Regions from separate parts of the Mus musculus genome. Here region 1 is linked to region 2. A link is a loop called in an ENCODE intact Hi-C map of the cell type or tissue named here. Cell type or tissue: left cerebral cortex. All regions are shown on one strand.

Region 1 (8,000 bases), 180 kb after region 2:
AGCTGGAGAGATGGCTCAGCCGTTAAGAACACTGACTGCTCTTCCAGAGGTCCTGAGTTCAATTCCCAGCAACCATATGGTGGCTCACAACCATTTGTAATGGGCATCCGATGTCACCTTCTGGTGTGTCTGAAGACAGCTACAGTATATCCACACACATTAAAAAACAAAACAAAACCCCAAAACCAAAATAACAAACCACAGATGTACCTTTTACAAAAAAAGAAAAAAAAAATCTAAATTATTCAGTCTATTATTCCCTTAAAATTCTGGCAGAGTTGAGGTTCACAGTTATGGCAGAGGTTAGAGTGTATCTTTAATTTTTTTCATTTAATTTGTTACAATACTTCTGAGTTTCCTTAGTTTTTGGTAACATTAAACAGACTACTCCAGAGCGGGCAAAACTAGGATAGGTTCCGGGGTCGGGCATGAATGTGTTTTAGGTATGTTAAAGAACATATCTATTCACAGCTCTTCCTATGGAAGAAATCAGAATGACTGCCTAACTTCCCGTTCTCTCTCTCAGGAGCCCTTACCAGGATAGCCTTCGAGTCCATAGGCCCTCCACTTGCTCACAGGTTCAAGTCCCACCCTCTCGGCATCACGCTCAGTGACAGAGGACACATTCAGAGGAAACCTGACCACCTGGAAGGAGAGAAAGCTAAGTCAGTGGGCAAGTTATCCCTGAGAATCCGAGACCTCCTAAGACATTTCTGCTGTGGGTTCTTAATACTAGCTTCCCTCACCTACTTGACCTATGGCCAGTTTACGCATCTGTAGTCTAACAAATATTATTTTCTGAAAAATTAAGCTAAGTGGTTATAGGACAATTAAGCTAGATTGGTTTTGGCTTTCTTTTATTTTTAAGACACATCCATTTTATGTGTATGAGTCATTTGCCTGCATGTACGTGTACCATGTACATGCCTGGTGCCTGTGGAAGTGAGAAGTATTGGATTGATTCCCTGGCATTGGAGCTCTGCATGGGTAGGAGCTGCCATGTAGGTCCTGGGAACTGAACCCAGGTCCTTTAGAAGAGTGGAGAGTGCTCTTACTGCTGAGCCATCTCTCCAGCCCTAATTTTGACTTTTAAGATAACCTTTTTCTATGAGAACACACTTTTGTTAATTTAAGAGGATTCACAAAATGCATTTGTAAGTGTAATATATCTCAGGTCACAATGCTATTTGGTCTGGCTAGTGCTAAAACACGGCTTCTGAAGCACTTTGTCGTAGGTAGCAATAAGAAAATATCAGGCAGGAGTAGGTTGAGAAAATAAGAGTACTCTAGCCACAAAGTTATTTCCATAAAACACCAGGGGTCCCATTTGCTGACATTGCTACCTTTAGATCAAATTCTAATTCTAGAACTTTGTTTTTATTATTAAAAAAATAAATTATTAGGAGCTTATAAAGTTTTCTTTGCATATAAGGACATCTTATAGATGAGTCATTACACTGGCTAAGGCCCAGCAGGTAGCCGGGTGTCATGGCACACACACCTTTAACCCCAGCACCTGGGAGGCTGTGATTTTGAGGCCAGCAGGGTCTACAAATCCAGTTCCAGGACAGCAGCTGGGGATACAAAGAGACACTCTATCTAAAGAAAGAAAAAAAAGAACCCGCCAAACTAAAGAAACACCCAAAACCAAAACAACCCATAACCCAAACAAACGAAAACTGAAACCAAATCTAAAACCCCTAAAACTCAACGTCATAAGGAAAACAAACAAACAAAAAACCCCTGAAACCACTTCACTTTTCCATGAATAATAGAAGTGGCTTGCTTTAAAATGCCTCTTTTTCCAAAGATAAAGGAGCTTTTTGTTGTTGTTGTTGTTGCTACTAATGGGTTTTGGAGATGAATCTCTTACTATGTAGTCCTGGATGTCTGGGAACTCAGAGTTCTGTTTGCCTGCCTCTGTCTTCAAGTCCTGGAATTAAAGGTGTGCGCCACGTCTGGCTTGAGAAATGAGCTTCTGTTTCAATCATTCTCCAAGGATGGAAAATTCCTGACAAAATAACAAATAACTGGCATATAAACAGGCCTCAAACAATAAGAACAACAAAAACGCCTCTCTCTTTGTCACTGGGAAATCATCAAATCCAGTGCCTAAACATGTTAGGCATACTCTCCATCACAGAGCTGCATGCCAGGCCCACCAATCTTTATAATAAAAATGACTATCAGAAACTTCCTGAGAGTCCTGATCAGCTTAAGTTTTCTAGTTACACATTGCTGGCAAAATATTTGGTCATGAGTTCTTAAATAGGCCACTTGATACTCAGATACATCCTCAGACCTTAAGATTTACAAACTCACTCTTTATGTCAAAGAAGCCAAGGCACTGAGCTTTTTGAGAGAAAATTTTTCCCCTTTCTGACTTTTCTCTAGCCATTTTTCCTACTCTGCTCTAACCTGACGTTCTGTGACAATAGCTTCTCTAAAATGCTAGCATTAACCTGCTGAGCTGGTGAAATTGACAAGCCAAGCTTACATTTAATCAATCCGTACTATATTTTTGAGCACTGTGTAACAACAACAAAAAAAGAGCACTTCTGGGAGGCATTACGGCAGGAATAAAGGACTGAATGACCTAAGGGCTCTTCAGAGTCCAATGTTAATCTCAGGCACACGCTTTCCACACGTAATTCACATGACTCTAAAACCTTATCTGCTAACAAACTTTCTGAGAAGTTGAGTTTTGGACTCCAATTTTACCTACCTCTGAGGTAGTTAAGAACTTCCGATGTGAACATCCCTGCACGATAAATACCAAGGCCAAATAAGGGGTTACATATTTTCTCTCTTAAGTGACTACAAAGACATCCTGGTTCAGTTAGCTGCCAGCCTGGGCTCTCAAACGAGACTCTGTCTCCACAAGATTAAGTTTTTTTTTTTTTTTTTTTTTTTAAATATGACTATGGCCAGGCAGTGGTGGTGCACACCTTTATCCCAGCCCTCAGGAGGCAGAGGCAAGGAGGATCTCTGTGAGTCTGAGGCCATCTTGGTCTACAGAGTGAGCTTCAGAAAAGGCAAGGATACACAGAAACCCTGTCTTGAAAAACCATACATAAACATACCCTCTGGCCCCTTTCTTCTCATCACGAAGAAATAGGGAGGGTACATAAATTGTTTAGATTTAGCTTAGAAGTTTATTTACATGTCTACGAGTGCTCTCCTGTGGAGCTCAAGAGAGGGTGTCTGATCCTCCGGAAGAGTTACAAGAAGGCTGTGAGCTGCCACGTGGCTGCAAGGAACCAAATCTACTTGGTGTTCTTGGGAACACCAGTAGGTAAATGCTCTTAATTACTGAGCTATCTCTCCAGGCTCCTAGATTCTCAGGAAAAAAACCTGCTAATTTTACCTTTACTTTCAAAGCCTCAGAGAAGACAGGGTCGATCGAGTCTCAGGCCCAACGGATTAACGGTTTGAGACTTATTAAATGGCTGCTTTTATCTGAAGTTATGAGGCCACCCTAACGTCCACGAAGATGTTCTTCTGAGCTTTACACAAAATATCGTATTAGTATTAAACAGATAGTTAAGGAGGTACAAGCAATTTCCAGATTTTTTTCTTTCTTTCTTTCTTTTCTTTTCTTTCTTTTTTTTTTTTTAGCAAGGTCGCGTGGGTTGGGGGAAATGGCGGCAGGGCACAAGCCGTGGCCCGCGTGGGTTGGGGGAAATGGCGGCAAGGCACAAGCCGTGGCCAGAGCGTTGGGACAGCGAGGCAGCTGGTCGCTCATCGCTCGACATTACAGCTCACTGGACAGGCCCAGCAGGGGCTTCCCTCCAAAGCCGGCCCGGAGGCGGCCCAGTCTCGGGTGGCCCAGTCGGCCGCTAGGCTGGCACACACTACTCCTCCTTTCCTACCTGGGGCACGCCGGGCTTCGGGCTCCGAGCCAAGTGCGCCTCTGAGAAGTCGATGACGGCTCCCAGGTCCGCTGTCCCCGGCCGGCTCTGCCGGTAGAAGCGGAAAAGCTTCCGGAAAGCATCCTCTCTGGGCTCTGCAGCCAGCGTGGCTAATGAAGCCACAGCAGCCGCCATCTTCCCCATCTCGAGGCTGCCAACAGTTTGGCCCGGAAGCAGAACTCGAAATTCCGGCTCTGGCAGGTTCTTCCGGGGTCACGACTCCAGGGTTTCGATTCATTCCGTTTTAACATGGCAGCCTCCGCCATAAAGGGGCTAAGCGCACTGCGTTCCAGTACTGGTCGGCCTATTGCGTTTGTCAGAAAAATTCCTTGGACCGCGGCAGCGAGTGAGTGATGGAGATGAGGAAGGGCGCAGTCTTTATGTTTTATTTTAAGTAACGCGTAAAACCTATGTACAAACTCGCAAAACATAACTTCTCTGTAAAGAACCTTAGTCTACATGGTCAGGCGGTTTGCTTTTTTTTAATTTTTAATTTCATTTATTTATTTATTTATTTATTAATTATTTTTTAAGGAGCGCTTTCCTAAATTTGCCCGTCACCCTTACGCCTTGCTCAGGGACGCATGCTGATACTCTTTTGAAAAGAACACAAGTGGTTTGCTCTTGAGTAAATTCTTGCGCATAAAATTTTGCTTCGGGTTAACTCTTTAGGCACGATCCTCTCCACTCGCCCGATCGACAGTAGTCAGTCATTCGGAATGATTTGGTGGAAAGATTAATTATTTGCTTACTTGGACACTCACGAGTCAGAAGGAGCTATTTTGACCTCAGGGGAGCTTGACTTTCAAGTGGCAAGAACGAAGGGGTGGAGATGAGAGAAGAGATTCATTTGGTTCAAAGATGAAATTTGGACCAAGGAATTGATAAAGGGGACGAGTCGGAATCACTTAGTTTTTAAAGTAAAACCGACAGCATATTTGCTGGTTTGCGGAGAAAGGTGTACACTCCAGATTCCTAGCATAGATGACCAGCGGTTTTAGAATTGAGGAAGAAGAAACCTAGAGAAGATTAAAAGTTGCAGGATGTGAATTTGAGCTGCTTGTGGGGTCACTCGACAGCATTTGGACAGAGGTAGCTCGTGATTGAAACTTTAATAGTTGTATAATCCGAATAATGAAGTCAATATGGCAAAGGGTCTCATAGGACTTTTTAATTGTCTAAAAAGTGTAATCTGTAATACCTCCCCCATAGAATTGGGGAGAGGAATAAATAAGTTTATAGATGAACTTGGTAGATTTATGCTAGAATGTAAGTATCTAACAAGTGATAGTGGTTCTATTTACATGGTTGTTAAAATTGATGCACAGAAAAGGCTAGTCTGGGGATAGAGAGTTGGTTAGTTCTCCAATGACTTAGCACTTTTGCTTTTGTCAGTGCAATTTAAAGTATTTATGTATGTTGTCAGTGTGGGTGAGTACAGATAAATGAAGGTGCCCCATGTAGTACAGAAGGGGGCATTGCATCCACAGGAGCTGGCATTACAGGCAGTTTGAGCCCTCCTGATGTGCATCCTTAGAACTGAACTTGGGTCCTCTGTAAGAGCAGTATGTACTCCTTTTTGTTGTTGTTGTTGGTGGTGGTTTTTCGAGACAGGGTTTCTCTGTCCTGGCTGTCCTGGAACTCATTCTGTAGATCAGGCTGGCCCCGAACTCAGAAATCTGCCTGCCTCTGCCTCCCAAGTGCTGGGATTAAAGGCGTGTGCCACCACTGCCAGGCCAGTATGCACTCTTAATCACTGAATCATCTCTCCAACCTTAATTTTAAGCATGATCTCATACTATAGCCCGCTGAGATTACAGGTGAGACACTATGCCTGGCTAAGTTCAGATTTTTAAATTTGCTCATCAAAACTTAAAATCCAAGAGCATTTTTTGGGTAATTATTAACATATAGATCAGTCCCATTAAAAGTGTAGAATATAGTAATTTCTTAGTTTTTGTGGCTCAGGTGTAGTTACATGATTGGAATAGGATCTGTGTCCCTTATGGTGAATGTCAAATCCACCACAGTGTTCTCCCTTACATTCTGTTAAACTTTGTAGAGAGCCTGAGGGTTTTCACAGGCATCTCCTAGGTTCAAGTTTCCATTCTACCAGGGTTGATTTGAAACCTTTCAAACTCCTTAATATTGAAACTTTTTTTTTTTCCCAGTTCATCCTTTCATTTAGCAAATACTTACATGGTATCTAGGCATTGCTTTTAGTATCTACACTACACTCTCCTGAAGTGCTTTGGTAAAAACAGCTTACCTTCTAGAAGTGGTTTCTTTAGTGTGCTGGCTTTCTGTTGCCCTGACAGAATATCTGATATAAACAGTTTAAAGGAAGAAATAGTTTTAGTCCATCTTTCAGCCCAGTTTTACCCAGGCTTATATGGGTTTGTCTTGTCATAGTATATCATATTGGGAACAGAATGTGGAGGAAGGCTTCAAGAGTGAATAAGATTCAGAGGCCCCAGTGTTCCTTCGCAGACAAGCCCCTCCCATTGCTATAACATCCTTCCACTAACTATATCCTAAAAGGTTCCTACCTCCAGTAGCACCACAGGCCTTTAGCATGGGGCCAATGAAGAATATGAACGATCCAAACTATAAGATTGGAAATGTTTTCTAGAATGATTATTGTCTGGTTTTAACATGTATGTTTGGTGCTCTTTTGCCTAATCTCCAGTTACTATGTTCTCTGAGGCCCAGATCTTGCCAATCACTAGGGCCTTTCAGAAATTTAGCCTCTGATTCTTGAAGGATTATTTGATGTTTAATCATTTATTCAGCCATGATTGAAAAGCTTTACTGTACAACACACAATTAGCATGGAGTACCTTGTTTAGCCTGTAGTGTAGTGGTGGGTTGGAGACTCTCAAACAAGAAGTACAGACAGTTGGGCCGGTGATGCTTAGATTAACTTGGAACTGTCTTTCTTTCTGTTGCTGCAATTTAAAGGAGGAGTTTCTTGGGGACTTCAGATTCAGAGCATGAGGCCATGACCATGGTGGGGAGCATGACGGCGGGTAGGCAGGCAGGCATGACACTGGAATAGTTAGTTGAGAGCTCATATCCTGAGACAACCATCAAGAGGCAGAGAGAACAACTGGGAATTATGTGGGCTTTTGAAACCTCAGTGCCAATCCTCAATGACGTGCCTCCTTCTGCAATGGCCAAACCTCCTCATCTTTCCCAAACAGTTCCACCATCTGTAGACCAAGTATTCAAATACATGAGCCTATAAGGCTATTCTCATTCAGCCCGCCACAGGGACATAAGTAATATTAAAAACCCTGCAAAGAAGAACCACTGTAGAGAGAAAGGGACAATGTAGTTTTATCTTTAAGGTCAGGTACTGGAAACCTTTTGAGATCTCACAGTAAGAGTACTGTATTCTATCTAGTATGAGCTTAATAAGATAATAGTCAATGTATTGGGCTAGCCTGGAAAAAACAAAACCATACAATTTAGGTCAGAGGAGATGAGCGTACTGGCATATGGAAGAGCACCCACATACACAAAGAAGGGAATCCACAGGATAGGACATAGAATTGAGTTTGCTGTACTTAAAAGTAACAAGGCCAGCACTAGGAATAAAGCAGGCAGCAGCAATAGGACTCATCTTGTTTGGAAATCTGTAATGTATCTGGCAGGACACTGGGCTGTCACAATTTCACCAATTTATCTGTCCATGTTCCCATCCCGCCATCACATCTGGTGCTTTACAGCATCATTCACTCATGTAGCTAGTTTTAGTCTTCAGACTCAGGAAATGCAAAGTATTCATGAATTCTGGAACCTTTCTGAGTTTATCTACAATCTAGAATACAAAATGCAAGATAAATGAACTTATTTTAATATGCCCTCTCACTTCTTACAGGTGAGCTGAGAGAACATTTTGCACAGTTTGGCCATGTAAGAAGGTGCACTGTACCTTTTGTGAGTATTAAAACAGTAATAATAAACCTACTGTGTGTGGGCGGGGTGGCACTGTGCTCCCTGTGGTGGAGCGCTTGCCTAGTATATACGAGCATCTGGGTTTGATTCTCATCTGAGACTGCCAGAAGAAAGAAAATATCTTTTAAT
Region 2 (8,000 bases):
CCCTGTTGGTCATCATATTTGTCTCAGCAACAGAAACCTAAGTAAGCAAGACAACTTTCTGGAGTCTGTTCAGGAGACTAAATCCAGATCACCAGGATCATGGCAAGAACCTTTATTGGTGAGCCATTTCACAGGCCACTATATAGTCTGGATTTGGAATGTCCCCCAAAGGGCTGTATGTTTAAAATTCAGGCTTCAGGGTAGCCCTAGGAGGAGGCAGTAGAACCTGAGAAGTGGAGCCCAGTAGGAGCTTCTTGGGCCATGGGAAGGGTATTTTTAAAGGAGACTGTGGGACCCTGCCATGTCCTACTCCTCTTTGCTTTCTGGACACACGGTAAACTGTTTTGTTCTATCATGTGAATGCACCAAGAAGTGCTATTTATCCCAGGTCCAAAACAACAGGGCTAATCAACCACAATCTAGAACCTTAAAAACAGAGCCAAAGCCGGGCGGTGGTGGTGCACGCCTTTGATCCCAGCACTTGGGAGGCAGAGGCAGGCAGATTTCTGAGTTCCAGGACAGCCTGGTCTACAAAGTGAGTTCCAGGACAACCAGGGCTATACAGAGAAACCCTGTATCGAAAAACAAAAACAAAACAAAAAACAAAACAAAAAAACAAACAAACAAAACAGAGCCAAAAGAGGGAGTGGGTGGGTTGGGGAGCAGGGCCGGGGGAGGGTATGGGGACTTTAGGAGAGGAAACTAGGAAAGGGGATATTTGAAATGTAAATAAAGAAAATATCTAATAACAAACAAACAAACAAACAAACAAACAAACAAAACAGAGCCAAAGTAAGGCTTTTCTCTGGACCAGTTGATTACCTTGGGTATTTCAGATAATGATAAAAATCTGACTGATACACAGGCTCTTCTGAAGATCTGACCTAACATTACGAGCCTACTGGAGATGAGAAGAAACTTTTCGAGACGCATCCAAGAGTATGGTATGACCCTTACTTAACACTTGTGGAAACCTACCTGTGAGAGCTCATCATCTTCATCATCAAAAGTGAAAGCCTTGAACTTGGAGCTGTTCCAATATTCCTCCTCATCACCTTTTGTCCGGTTCATCTGGAGGGAAAGGAAGACAGGTGCAGTCTCTCAAAAAAAGTGTTCCACTACAAACAGTTCCCAGAAATAAGGGACGTAGAAAGGAATCTGTAAAGTACCTGCCATGCTAAGTCAGATCCTTGGGTTTCCAGCTTATCAGATCATGTTAGATATTCCAATTAGCCACAAACATTCATTCCTAGAACCTCTACTGTATTCAAGTACTCAGATGTTATAGTAACTATGAAAAGTGCAAGTTATAGTCTCCCTTCTGAAGGATCTCATTAGAACTAGGGTACCAAAACAAAGGGGATACTATTCGAGAGGCAAATGTTGTAAGGATTCATCATAATTTTGCTGAACACACAAAAATCAGCCAACACTCACCCCAAACAGAATAAGCAAATTCATGTATTATCATATATTTAGGGAGTGCCACCTCTGAGTTGTGCTTCTAAGCTCTGGGAACACTACAGCTGACTACAGCCAACAAATGTCCCTCTCTTCCAGTATGTTCTTTAAATGCCTGACATAAAAGAAAGGAAAGCAATTAAAAGCAGAATTATCTTGCCTGTATCATCAACTCATGATCATTTTATGAATCATTTGGCTAATTATGGGGCCAACTTCTGAGATCATGACCAAGAAAATATATATTAGCTAAAAGATCCCACATTATTCTCATGACTGCTCCAAAGTTAGGTATTGTTCTGCAAAACAAAACACGTTTTTCAAATTAAGCTGTGGAAGAGTAAAAATTGTAGTTTAACCCAATAAGTACCAAGATTTCCACAGCACCTGGCCACTTACTGGGCCTTGAAGTCAAAAGGTAAATGGCTCATTTCTAAGCCTTGGAGAAATGCAATCTTGCCTTACTGGCTAATAGTGAAGGATAAATAGTGTTAGAAAGCCTAACAAAGTGCTTGGCAGAAAATAAACATGTAAGGTTACATCCCGTTAGTATTTGATATAGCAGTTAGTCTGCCACTAGATAATATATGCAAAGTGTTTACCTAATCTTAATGCTACCTTAGATAAAACAAGAGAATTTTGTTTTCTGCAGTTCTGGGAACTGAGCTTCGGGCCTCCCACGTTTTAGACAAGCACTCTACCACTGAACTATATTCCCAGCCTCCAAAATTTTTGTAAAAAGCAATCTTAAATATTAAAAGAAATTCTAAACCAGGCCACAAATCATGAAGATGTGTACAGAACATAAACATGTCTCTAACATGTGTGCAAATTCATAAATAACTGTCATTCATTTGTCATTCACAACGATCCTGAAAGGTAAGCCTGGGAGATTCCCACCGACCAGGGGAACAAAGCTCAGAAGCAGTAAACATCACAACTTTACTAAATCACTTCTACTCCAAACTACAATCCAGGGTTTTTGGATCCTAGACTCTTTCTTTTCTTTTTTCACTTTTGGGAAAACTAGACAGATCTTTACAATGGTAACTAGAAATAGGTAGAGAATATGTCTAACAAACTTAGTACTTCACCAAGAATTCTTAAGACTCTTTTTACAGTAGTGGATACATTGTATTTCGAGTGACAAAAGAGACCGTGATTTACGTGGTAAGTAAAATGGTAACAATTTATAACTCTAAGAATGCTCAAAGGAAAGCGGGCTTCAACGTGATTTAAAATGCTTCCGAGATTTGATCTTATCGTCACCTGTACACTGACAGTCTGACATGGATAGGGGGACAGATGCGAGAGGACGGGAACACGACATAGGGAAAACAGGACCCGTTTAAAACACAAAACAAAACAAAACCAAAAACCAAAACCCTACAACCAAGAGGTTCCTTGCCTCAGGGTACTGTAGAAACCAGCTACTGGAAGTTAAGCTAGGTTTTTAAGGCGATGTTTGAGAACAAAGACCTGAGAGATTGGATTACAGGAGCAAGGTCCAGGAAACCACGCATCTACCACAAACACCAGAGCCTAGAGGGTGCCTGAGAAGACATATTCAGAACCAAATGTTGAGTAAGCTGCTTTGAGGCTTGCTGGAAAGCCCCATCTCGGAGCTCCCAAGAGTGGTCCCGACAGAAGAAGGTCGGAGTGAGAGTGTAAGGATGCCTCAGAAAAGACAGGGAAAGAAAAGGGTGCGGAGAGGGTGGGTTCACCTAGACACGAGGCCTAGACAGGGGCTTGGGACACCCTCACCTCTTCCACACCGAGCGCTCCTTCTCAGGACAGCGCCAGGCTCAGCCGCTGGACCAGCCTTTCTAAACAGGCTGTGAGGCATAGAGAAGAGCAGAAGGGGACAGCGGAGAAGAGTCTGAAGAAGGTGAAAGGAATACCCGCAAAGCATCCTGGAAGTTGTAGTTCCATAACCTCTATCATTCTTTCGTCCTCCCTGCGGGCCGCGAGGCTTCTGGACTAGCATTCCCAGAAATACTAGCGCATAGTGCTAGGTCATTTCCTTTACTTTCAGCATGACCTTCCGCAGTTATCGGAAGGGTTGGTTTAAAGACTACAACTCCCATCAGGCTCAGCAAGGTCGGTTTAGGGCCCAAGGAGACAATGAGAGGAATATTTTGTGTCCTAGCCGGTGGGGATTAGGATCTTGAGGGCCTAGACTTAAGAGCTTTTAAGATAAACTGAGAGAGCTGGAAGGAACGCCAGAAGTTACGGAACCTACGGCTCGGCGAGCTGGAACGGAAGTACCCGGTAAGAGCGAGGAGGAGCCGGAAGTTAAGGCTGGGAGGGGGTTGGGGTGGAGGGAAAAGCAAGCCAGGAGGTGCTGTGCTGCTTCTAGTAGTTTCCAGGCGCTGCCAGGCGGCTGGGACCGAGCGGTCCTCAGGCTGTGGCTGCGGCTGCTTGGGAGCTGGTAGCGGTGCGATAAGTGAGCTGATGGCCAAGTGGGGTGAGGGAGACCCACGCTGGATCGTGGAGGAGCGGGCGGACGCCACCAACGTCAACAACTGGCACTGGTATGGGCCAGCAAGACAGGCCGCAGGAGCACTGTTAACAGGCTAGGGGTTGGAGGTGTCTGGGACCTTGGCGAGTACGGGACCCAAGTAACCCTGGCCTGGGGTTGGGCGTGAGTCCTTTCTGTAGCAGGGGTCCCCTCCATCCCTCGCCACCATCACAGTCTTAGGGGCGATGGGTTCGACATGGACTGCTGAGTCCCCAAGGAGGAATTTCAGAGCGAGAACAGAGTGCCCTAGTTGCTGCATCCAGCCTGAGCCGGGTGATACTTCCTACACGTGGCCGCAGGCGTCCTTGAGATCCAGACCCCTGCCGATTGTGTTGGGAGTCTGCTGGGGAATTCGAGAGCTCCAGGCGCGGTAGTTGTTGGTTTGCGGGTTACAGTGAAAGCAAAAGTCATAGGGGACTACTGCCTCAGTCCAGCGTGAGAAGCTTTGGAACGTGATCTGCAGGGCACTTGGAGCTTCGGGATGCTGAACGCAATGCAGTCTCCTACCCGGAACTGTTAAGTTCTGTTGTAACAACTCCAGGTTGCCCGGCAGTCATGATTTTACAGCCTAACCGGTCTTGGAAGCTGCCTCATCTCTCAGAAATCTTCTGGAAACAAAGTTATTTGGAGTGCCACTGAACTTTACAGACATTATATTTTTTTTCCTCAGTTATAGCTTTTTGATTTTTAAATAGCTGTACTAGAAGGGCAAAGAATTGATTTTTACCGTCTTTTTTTTCCCCCTTCAACCTGTCTCTTTTTAACATTCTACTTGATGTAATTTTTCTTGTGGACTTTGTGACACTGTCTAGAGGATGTAGGATGTGTAGGGCAAAGTTTGAACACTGAACGGGACACAACACTGTTAATGAGGCTAGCATTATTGTTGGTTTGTTTTGTTTTTTTAAACTGAAGTTCTTAGCAAAAATGCTTGCTTGTCTTTGCTCTCCTGACTTAAGCAGTATGGTCACATCTTTCTTCTTGGCCAAATGGGGGCGCCATTTTAACGGTCAAGGCTCATTGTGCTAAGACTGGAAAGTATTAACTTGGTTTGCACAGCACCTCTCTTTGTTGACAACTCGCCACCCCTTTGGATTCCTAAAAGTAGCATGTTTGTGGACATTCTAGGGTAGAATTGAGAGGGTTGGGTTGTTTTCTGCCTCCTTTAACCTTGCAGTCACCTGCTGAATGAAACAGTGCGTTCTCCTCTTGACTGCCAGCCCTTAGCGCTGCTTCTGTCTTGCAGGACAGAGAGAGATGCTTCAAATTGGTCCACAGAGAAACTGAAAACCCTGTTCCTGGCCGTTCGAGTAGAAAATGAAGAGGGCAAGTGCGAGGTGACCGAAGTGAACAAGCTTGATGGGGAGGCATCCATCAACAACAGGAAAGGCAAACTTATCTTCTTCTATGAGTGGACCATCAAACTGAACTGGACAGGTAAGGCCTGCCAGGCTGCCAGGGAAGAGGTTATAGCCCCGTTGCCATAGCTCTGATCCTTGCTGGAGAGGTTCTGAGCACTGACAAACTCTTGAAGAGAGAAGACGGTGTTGCTTTGAAGGCAAGCGGCATTGGGCACTCAGTGGGACGCCAAATGAATTTATCTGCTTGATCTCGTCAGTTCCATCATTTGTCTCATGAATGAATGATTTTTAAAAGGGGGGGATGTTTCTTTTAGCTTCAATCACTTTCTACTTCCAGTGCAAATCTTATATCACTGTACTATCATAGCTAATTATACATCTGATTTGGGGCTGTTTTACCATCTTATAATTTAATGTCCCTTCTGTAATACCCCTAGGGGGGAGAATTGGGCTGAATGGAATATTTCCCAAGTGAGTAGTAAAGATGAAAGTAGATAGATCTGTCTATAATTTTTGCTTTTTCAATGTATATCTGAAGTATTGTTACCTAGAAGGAACTATATATATCTTGTCTAGTCTCCTTTTTATATAATACACTGAAAAACTGAGGCGTACAGACACAGAGTGAGTTTTGTCATAGTTAACATGTACCCTAAAACTTAGTCCACTATGCAACAACAGTTACTCAATTTAGAAAGAAAAAAAAAAAAAACAACCCACAGGGTTGATAGGATAGAATTGATCAGGTACCCATTAGATGTTGTTAACACATACCTATAGTCCCACCACTTGGGAAACTGAAGATAGGAAAATGGCGGTGAACTCTAGGGGGAGAGGGAGAGAAGTCCTCCATCCAAAAATGTCTTTAAAGAAATCGGGGACCAGAGATTGGAGTTCAGTTCCCAGCACCCATTTATAACTCCAACATGAGAAGGCTCTGACCTCTGAGGGCACTTGCATATGTGTGTCCCCCCAACCTCCACACACATGCACACGTAATTAAAATGAAATCTAGAAACTAAAACTTAATACCAGAGTTTTATACATGTGCTGAGTATGAAATACATTCATACTGTAATCAGGATGGTGGGTGGTTTTTTCCTGAAAGAAGCTTGAAGTGTTGTGTTTTGGCCGTCAGGGGTTGTAGCTTGAGGGCCCTTGTGAGATCACAGAACGGGTCCATCTAAGGCAGAGGGATCAGCACATACCGATGGCACCTTACCTGACAGATGGCAGAGATAGGACAGTGACAGATGTCACATAGTTTTCTATGTTCACATCTTACTTCTAAATTATAAACTCACACAGAAGCAAATGCAGAGTGGCCACAATCAAATTCTCCATGGCAGGTGTTCTAACAACCAATGCTAGTGGCTACCCAGACAGGCTCGGGGGACCTGAGCTACTGCCAGTGCCATGCTATAATAAGTCATAACAGCTCTCACTCCACTGTGGGGTGAGGAAAGACATTAGGGGTGCCAGTGATTGCTTCTGGCACGTGGCATTCCCAGAGTGGAGGGTCACAAGAAGCCTAAGTAGGACACTGCTCTGGCAGGACCTTTCCTGCAAAGGAGGTGGCTAATGAAATTGCATTGCTTTTGACAGGTACCTCTAAGTCAGGAGTGCAGTACAAAGGACATGTGGAAATCCCCAATTTGTCTGATGAAAATAGCGTGGATGAAGTGGAGGTTTGTGTTTGCCGAGTCCTCGCTTGCTGCCTGTTGTCCCAGATGAGACACGTGATTCAGTCCCCACATAGTACAGGCTCAGGCTGAGGATGCAAAAAAGCAGTCTACGGGTACATTCCTAGCTTTGTGGTGCCACTGGAAACGTCCCGAGCAACTTGTATGTATTGAGCAGCTCTGCTTTAGCTAAGGAAATGGGTTCTAACGTCAGCCATCTCTGCCGAGGCAGGGGAGTAGAGAAGGAACATTGGTGGGATTGTGCGGCTAGCCAGTTAGCTGTACACTTTTCCTTTGCAGCTCGCCGCAGTCTCTTGATTGCTCTGCCCCCACACTCATGATAGCGCCCCTAAATCATTATCACCTGTGTTTGATCTCTCACTAGATTAGTGTGAGCCTTGCCAAAGATGAGCCTGACACAAATCTCGTGGCCTTAATGAAGGAAGACGGGGTGAAACTTCTGAGAGAAGCAGTGGGAATTTACATCAGCACCCTCAAGACAGGTACTCTTTTAGATCTGTATGCCTGAAGGGGGCGTCCATTTTCCACTGCCAGATCCTGCCTGAGGGCCTGACTGCCCTCCCCTAGCAGATGCATAATGATCCGGGAGGCGGTGGGTATTTGTTTAATTTTGAAGTTATTCTAAAGGCTCTGAGTTGGAGAAAGATCTTGAGCAAGGTTGTCTGATAGTGTTGGCTGTTAACCTCTTGAAATATAGCCAACCAAAGTGAGATGTGCTGTGAGTGTGAATACAAGGTGGGTTTGAAGGCAGCACCCAAAGAAGCCAGTGTAAAAACACCTCATAATCTTTTAAAGATTAACAGCCATTGAAATGATAGCTGTGTTAGAGTAACTTTAGGGTAAACATGCTAGTAAAACTTCACCTACATTAACTCTTAACATGGCTACTAGAAATCTTAAATTGCTTTTGAGACTCAGATCAAACAAGTTTTGCTCTAGAGACTATTTAAGGAC

Evidence for each region. Peaks named below come from ENCODE experiments on the same cell type or tissue, not always from the same donor. Only the 100,000 strongest peaks of a DNase experiment are listed, where the experiment ranks them.
Region 1: it touches region 2 in a loop (2.5-fold over the local background); 3 of 42 quality-filtered maps call a loop at or near these places.

What each region holds. Positions count from the first base shown.
Region 1 is chr12:87,439,770-87,447,769 of GRCm38, forward strand. Alkbh1 (alkB homolog 1, histone H2A dioxygenase) reads right to left here and starts at 4,070. Exons shown (of 6, transcript NM_001102565.1): 1 at 3,873-4,070; 2 at 537-645. The coding sequence starts at 4,055. Nrp (neural regeneration protein) reads right to left here and starts at 4,248. Exons shown (of 1, transcript NM_001013372.2): 1 at 3,079-4,248. The coding sequence starts at 4,149. The coding sequence ends at 3,742. It overlaps Slirp (SRA stem-loop interacting RNA binding protein), which reads left to right and starts at 4,127. Exons shown (of 4, transcript NM_026958.3): 1 at 4,127-4,257; 2 at 7,795-7,853. The coding sequence starts at 4,161. In left cerebral cortex, no CTCF peak of the experiment used is centred here; a DNase peak (open chromatin) is centred at 4,110; H3K4me3 peaks cover 2,543 bases; H3K27ac peaks cover 771 bases.
Region 2 is chr12:87,262,927-87,270,926 of GRCm38, forward strand. It overlaps Vipas39 (VPS33B interacting protein, apical-basolateral polarity regulator, spe-39 homolog), which reads right to left and starts at 3,360. Exons shown (of 20, transcript NM_001142580.1): 1 at 3,226-3,360; 2 at 979-1,071. The coding sequence starts at 1,071. Ahsa1 (AHA1, activator of heat shock protein ATPase 1) reads left to right here and starts at 3,802. Exons shown (of 9, transcript NM_146036.2): 1 at 3,802-3,995; 2 at 5,229-5,419; 3 at 6,949-7,031; 4 at 7,411-7,528. The coding sequence starts at 3,916. In left cerebral cortex, CTCF peaks have their summits at 3,798 and 4,973 (motif pointing right); DNase peaks (open chromatin) are centred at 3,447, 3,714, 4,243 and 4,994; H3K4me3 peaks cover 2,922 bases; H3K27ac peaks cover 1,632 bases.